2 separate regions of the Homo sapiens genome follow, and region 1 is linked to region 2. The links are chromatin contacts, found by Hi-C or POLR2A ChIA-PET in ENCODE. All regions are on one chromosome and are shown on one strand. The core of a region is the stretch at or near the end of the contact, and the rest is flanking DNA. Distances in the headings are between cores, read along the strand shown. Region 1 holds the start of ZBTB11 (zinc finger and BTB domain containing 11). Region 2 holds the start of TMEM45A (transmembrane protein 45A).

Region 1 (3,214 bases), core at 401-2,900, 1.2 Mb after region 2:
AAATAACTTTTCTGTAGCCATATTGGAGAGTGACAGCACTGTTCCTAACAAAATTTCTTAAATGGGACTATAAACTATTAACTAATTCTGACAGTTTGAATATTCATTAACTGTGGAGAGTGAAGATGGTTAAGAAGCCAAGGACACTTGCTATCCTCCCTTACAACTGGTTCCCAAGGAGTCAAGTAACTTCAGAGCTGTATTTTTTGACAATCAAAAAGTCACAGTAATCGTACCTTTTCTGCGTATATACAATGCTACACAGTTCCCAAACGCGTTTTTCACATCATTAGGGGAAAGATTATTAAAACATTCAGAGTTACGAATATCAAGCTGGGCGCCGTGGCTCATGCCTGAAATCCCAACACTTTGGGAGGCCGAGGCGGGAGGATGGCTTGAGGCCAGATGGAGACCAGCTTGGGGAACGAGGCGAGACCCGTGTCTACTCAAACACCCCGCCCCCGCAAAACCAAACAACAAAAACAGTAACTGATATCTTTTACATTTACTTCTTGTTCTTAAAAAAAAACGCTCAAGGCGATTTCTCAATCACTCCTTATCACTTCTGCAAATAATTGTATTATTCCTTATTTACGCAGCAGCGGCAAAATTTGAGGAACACTAGCGAATGTGTCCAGAGCAGCTCATACTCGCTCGCCAAAACCCAAGCGCAGCACTAAAGAAACGGGAGACCCGGCTTCGGGTGACTCGTCCCCCCTTCCAAACGTCAGCACAGTCGAAAACGTGCACCCCGCAGCCTCCACTGCCGCGAGCCACACGCCACCTCCAGAGGGCCGGGGCCTACAGCCTCAAGGGGCCGCCCAAGGAGGCGGACCTGGCGCAGCCCAGGCGTCCGGCCCCTCCCCGCGGCTGGCCCGGCCTCCGGGGAAGCCCCCTTGGTCCCACCCAGGGCCAGGGCCCGCCCCCAGCTTCGCCGGCCTCCTTCCTGTGGGAAGTGCGGCTCCTTTCGCGTCCCCCACCCTCTCGGCTCCGCCTGGCAGCAGCTCCGCCGCCCAGAGGCGTCCGAGACCCTCCGACTCGTGGGTACGCATAGGCCTCGCCAGCGAGCCTTGCCCAGGCAACGAGTCGCCAGCCCGCCCCCTCGCCGCGGGCTAGGTCTCACCTCGCCACCAGTACGTCTTGGACAAGTAGTGCCAGGTCTGATGCCGGGTGTGGTGAGTGCCGCCGGGACCCAGGTGCGCCGCCTCGATGAGGTCCCGGCGTCGCTCCGGCTGCAGCACCACCTCCAGCTCCGCGAAGGTCTTGCGGTGCCGCTGCCGCCGCTGGTAATACAGAGTCCCGCCGCGCACCACGTAGCAGGCGGCAGCTTTTCGGATTTTACGCTTGACATTGCCCTCGGTGCCCGGCGCATACGGCTCGCGCTCGTTCGTCAGGTAACGCAGGATGGCCCGGTAGCTTTCCTCGCTTGACATCGCGGACCGCGGCTCCCTGAGGGCGCCTGTCAGGGACAGGTGAGGAAAACGGCCCGCTACCTACGGGCGGCTGCAGGAGGAGCGGCGGCACCGTAGGGAGAAACGGCTGCGCCTTTGGCGAGCGCTCTTCGACGGCTCCCTTAGTCCGAAGGAAAAGCGGGCGAGTTGGTAACCAGGGGGAACTGCACTTCTCCAGCGCGCGGGATCCGCTGGCGACTGACAAAATGGCTGCTGCACCACCGGAAGTGACGCAAGGCAAGGGCGGGGACTGAGCCCTGATTGGAGCGCACTCTCGTTTTCTGGCTTGATGGAGCCGATCCAGTGACGTCAGGAATGCGGGTGGACATTTTGGAAGCGGGTAGGACCCTTCACTGCAGTTCGAGGGAGTCTTTAAGCAGACATCTTAAGTCCTGGCAGTTTCTCTTTTCATTTTTCCCTTTTCCACGCTTTCTAAGGAGCCACGTGTAGGGGGAGCTGGTGGACAGTTGAGAGTTCAGCCGAAACATCCAGAGGGTTAGGAGTCCGTTTTTACGTTTGAGACTCCCAACATCATAAAAGCATATTTTCAGGCTTCTGGAAAAATATTAGTCTCTTGACACGGGACCAGAGACAGCCCATTTACATGGAAATTTAGATTCCAGTTAACAGTTATAAAATTTTCAGTGCCTCCCTCAGTGATGAGTTATTGTTTCTAAACTTGCACCTGCTAGCTCCAGACTACTCAAGGAAGAGTCGAGATTCTTTTGGAATTATCAGCATTTATAGTCAATGTTATTGCGAGTGGAAAAGGGGGTCGGTAACACTATTTTAAGGCTTTATTTACATATATTTTTACACAAACGTAGGGGAAAAGGTTCTCCATTTTGCACCAAATATATATGAGGGTGCAAGAAGGGGAGCGGACTTGAGCTGCGTCTCCCAGTGCGTGCTGAGGATGCTAATACAGGTATTTAGCTGGTAATCCCGGAGCAGCGACCCCGGTCACCCTTTCCTGGGACGAATCTGCAGCGCTCACAGGGGCCCAGGGCTGACATCCCTCCTCGGGGACTGGGGTTGGACACTGTCGCCGCTTTGCTAAAGCCAGAACATTTCAGGCCGAGGGCTCCAGCTGCAGACACGGCCTAGTACACTTCTCCACCGGAGGGTCTGTAGTCTCTGGGTGAGGCCCTTTGACGCTCCTAGAAGTAGCTGACGGGCAGACAGGTGAATACAGTAGGCTCGAAAACAGAATCATACAGCCAGCCTCTGGTGTTAGGGGCGTGTTTTTGTGTGTGTGCACACGCAGTAATTCCCGGATGGCCCGGACATCCTTGAAAGATTCCAGGTGCGGGGACATGAGCTCTCAAGGCCCAGAAGAAAAAAGAAACTACCAGGCTTGGGATCTACTTAGTTGCTGAGTTTGCCACTATAGCTCAAAGGAGGAATTTAAAAATGGAGATGCACCTCTTTCCCCCATGGGGTCGGGCAGTGAGAGCAGAAGACCAAATGCACCCTCTGCGAACCCAGGAGGCTGGTCTACGTGTCAGGCCAACCCCACTCTCCTGTCATACTGTCTTTAAATATTTTGGCCGGGCGCGGTGACTCACGCCTGTAATCCCAGCACTTTGGGAGGCCGAGGCGGGCAAATCACGAGGTCAGGAGATGGAGACCATCCTGGCTAACATGGTGAAACCCTGTCTCTACTGGGCCTGAAGTCCCAGCTACTCGGGAGGCTGAGGCAGGAGGATCGCTTGAACCCGGGAAGCAGAGGTTGTAGCGAGCCGAGATTGTGCCACTGCATT
Region 2 (3,347 bases), core at 844-3,343:
TCAACCTCTTGGAGTTTCCAATGTTGGAAAATATATGAAGTCCAGGATTTTTTGTTGTGCTTAGCAGGAGAAATGGAATACTGATGTCCACTCCATCTTCCTGAGAGCAGAAGGATTCTTTTTTTTTTTTTTTTTTTTTTTTTTTAGTGATTTTTGGTCAATATCAGATGCCTGTTGATGGTAATGAGTGTGGAGGGTTAATCAATACCTTGACTATCAGCCCACTGTTGAGCGGCTTCTGTGATAAAAAGTGCAGCATTGTGAGATTACAAATGATTCAGAAAGCTGAACACATGACACATTACTTTCAAGGGCTACATTCAAATGTTGCTCCTTTGTGGGTTTCCTTGACTGCCAGAAGGATTGGAGTGTTGTGGTTGCACTCATGTAGTGCCACTTTACTTGCTGAGCAGGCTCCTGCATTTGTGGGGGTCTTACAGAGTTATGATAACATTGCAGTCAGGTCCATTGAAATTGAGGTGTCTGACTATCCAATTGTGGCAGACAGACTTGTAGGTGGCCCCTGTGATCTCTATTCTCTGGCTTTTCAGAACCGTGGATGGCCATTGGGAGCCTAAGAGCAGTCTTTCGGAGCTAAGGGCAGCCTCTAGCTCACATCTAGAAAGAAACTGGGGAGTCAGTCCTAGAGCTGCAAAGAAATGAATTCTGTCAATGACCTGAGAAAGCTTGGAAATGATTCTTCTCCAGTAGAGCCTGCAGATGACAATGCAGCCCGGCTGACACCTTGATTGCACCCTTGTGAGAGCATAAGCAGAGGATCTAGTTTGGCCATGCCTGGACTTCCAACCTTCAGAAACTGTGCAGTGATATACATGTGTTGTACAAAGCACTAAGTTTGTGGGAATCTGTTGCGCAGCAATAGATGACAAATACACCAACAAACAAGACATTATCATTGTAGTGAAAGCTTTGGACACTCATAATAAATTCTGACCCCTGCAGGGATGGCAAATTGCAGATGAGTTTATGTATCTATGATGGAGTGCTGCAAACATATGTTTGGAGACATCTGTGGTAGGCTGGGATAGGTGCTGGGTCTTGGAGATTATTTTAATATCTATTTTATAAGGTAGTTGTAAGAATTAAATGTGATAATGCAGGTAAAAACTGTTTAATGCGGGGTCTGGTGCCTTCCCTGGCGTGCAGCCCAGTGAGTGTGGCTCTTGCCCACTTAATATTTCAATGAGGGAACGGTTCTGTCAATATGCACAAATTATAATGGCAATTGATTTGCAGATCTCTTCTTTCCTCCTCTCCTTCTAACTCACTAATCAAAAAACTGGTTAACCCTCCAACTGCTTTCCCAAGTTCAAAGCAACGTTTGGCGCAGTCCTTTCTCAATTCTCACACAACAAAGCAGTATTTCTCGGTTCCCTACAACGACCATCACTCAATACAAAAAACCAAGCAGGTCTGCCAAACCACTCTCATACCCAGTCCTGGTCATCTCCGCAGGAACAACTTCAATTCTGGTTAATAAGGACTTCAACGAAGGGTTCATTAAGGTTTTCCCTCCACCGAAAGAAAGAATACCGTCCCCAGGGAGCAGGCTCTTGGGCCCTATTATTTGCTCCCTGGAGAAAGTGAAGAGAGAGGAATCCCAAGGCGTGGCCTGAACGCCCTTTGGGGGCGTGGGCAGCCCGGAGCCCCAGCCTCTTCCACTCCAAGCACCAGGCGCGTCTTATTTTCAGCCCCCAAACGGCTACAAATCATCCGCCTTATTTTCAGCCTCCAAACGGCTACAAATCATCCTGTTTAAACAAAGCGGTCTGTCTAAAAGGAGGGGCATAACAGGGCCGGGGCAGGGGCAAGACCTGGGAGTAGGCAACCTCCCTCTCTGCCCCGAGCCGTCCCGGCCGCGCAGCCGCCGAGTGCCACATCAGCGACGGCGCTGCACTTCCACATTCCCTTAGGATGCAGCCAGCGGGCCTGAGAGAGGGGCGGGCCCGAGGCCCTCCGGAGTGGCGGGCCGCCCGGCCAATCGGCAGCAAGTGAAGAGCTGCGGCCACCAATGAGCTGGGGCTTGTGCCAGCCGCGGCCGCCGAGGCCCGTGCCCCGCGGGGGGAACAGATGAAGCACATCTGGACAGCTGTGCGGCCTCCTCGCGGGCCGACGTCAGCCGAGCACGTCCCCCACGTCCTCTCCTTCTCGCCACTTATTATTTATTCGTTTTCCCAAAGAAGCGACTAGGGACCCAAGTTTAAAAATTCCTCCCCCCACCCAATGCGAGACGTGGCCAGATCCCATCCAACACACGGTTTAATTTTCATGGGGCTCTGGGATCAAAAGAACAGAAACAGCAACAACAAAAGCCCAGCCGCTGTCTGATTTTAAGCTGGCAAAGTGGGAAAAATAAAGTGTTGAGTAAACAGACCAAGTTGGGTAAGTTTTGGATACGTGCTGGATATCATATTTCTCTTGCCGTGATCTCTATCCTGTGTCTTTTTACTGTTCTCACCAGCTTTCTCTTCATCAAGGGGAGAAAAGTAACACTTGCTGCGACAAACTGGACCCTTCGCTCCCTTCTCTTCCGTTTCACTAACATTTTAATTTAATTTTTTTGGTTTGCTATTCTTTTTTTTTTTTTTTTTTTTTTGGTGAGCTAGTTTTAAATATCCTGGGAGCAGCAATGTGACTGATATTCTGTTGTAAACCTCTAACTCCAAAATTGAATCTATTGATAAATTTATTTCTCTATTTTCTTTCTGTGAAAATACTGTGGGTATTTGTAAAGCCAAAATCGTTTTTTATCCCCAACTCTGGGACTGTTTTGATGGGAGATTGAGAAAATTATCTGATCTTTTCAGAATTAACACGTTTGCTTCTGTTAATAGGATGTCTAATATAAATTACGTAAAACCTGGGTTATGCAGGTAGTTGCTGGATTTTTCACTTAAATCTGGAGGTAGTTGCAAGCCAAATATATATCTTTTCGGTATTCTCCTATCCATAGTGGGAGACCTGAATTCCTTTATAATTGTTAAAAACAAACAAACATGTGACAGACCACTTGTGTGTTCATAAACTTATAATTGTATATATATACTATATAGTATATATGCACTATATAGTATGGTATATATACTATATACATGCTATGTATACACTATGCTATATGGTGTATATGCTCTATGTATGCTATATAGTATACTCTATATACGCTATATATTTTGTTGTTGTTGTAGTTTGTTTGTTTGTTTTTGAGACAGAGTCTCACTCTTGTCGCCAAGGCTGGAGTGCAATGGCACGATCTCGGCTTACTGGAACCTCTGCCTCCCGGGTTCAAGTGATTCTCCTGACTCAGCCTCCCAAGTAGCTGGGATTAC

What was found. Hi-C counts contacts between places; a loop is a spot of excess contacts on that map. ChIA-PET counts read pairs that join two places held with the same protein, here RNA polymerase II (POLR2A). Pooled maps may share reads with other maps.
Region 1: a map of ascending aorta shows a loop between it and region 2 (5-fold over the local background). The contact joins the promoter of ZBTB11 here to the promoter of TMEM45A in region 2. A Hi-C loop is called at or near these places in 3 of 168 maps with a recorded cell type or tissue (PC-9, ascending aorta and sigmoid colon), 3 of 37 single-sample maps with no recorded cell type and 12 of 50 pooled maps. POLR2A ChIA-PET finds 5 or more read pairs at or near these places in 3 of 52 experiments (AG04450, HepG2 and WTC11).

The regions. Positions count from the first base shown.
Region 1 is chr3:101,675,482-101,678,695 of GRCh38, forward strand. ZBTB11 (zinc finger and BTB domain containing 11) reads right to left here and starts at 1,651. Exons shown (of 11, transcript NM_014415.4): 1 at 1,124-1,651. The coding sequence starts at 1,433. LOC124906262 (endogenous retrovirus group K member 5 Gag polyprotein) reads left to right here and starts at 964. Exons shown (of 3, transcript XM_047449415.1): 1 at 964-2,757. ZBTB11-AS1 (ZBTB11 antisense RNA 1) reads left to right here and starts at 949. Exons shown (of 1, transcript NR_024407.1): 1 at 949-3,214. RefSeq lists a silencer at 703-1,072 and an enhancer at 789-1,343.
Region 2 is chr3:100,490,526-100,493,872 of GRCh38, forward strand. TMEM45A (transmembrane protein 45A) reads left to right here and starts at 2,094. Exons shown (of 6, transcript NM_018004.3): 1 at 2,094-2,403. RefSeq lists a silencer at 1,812-2,111.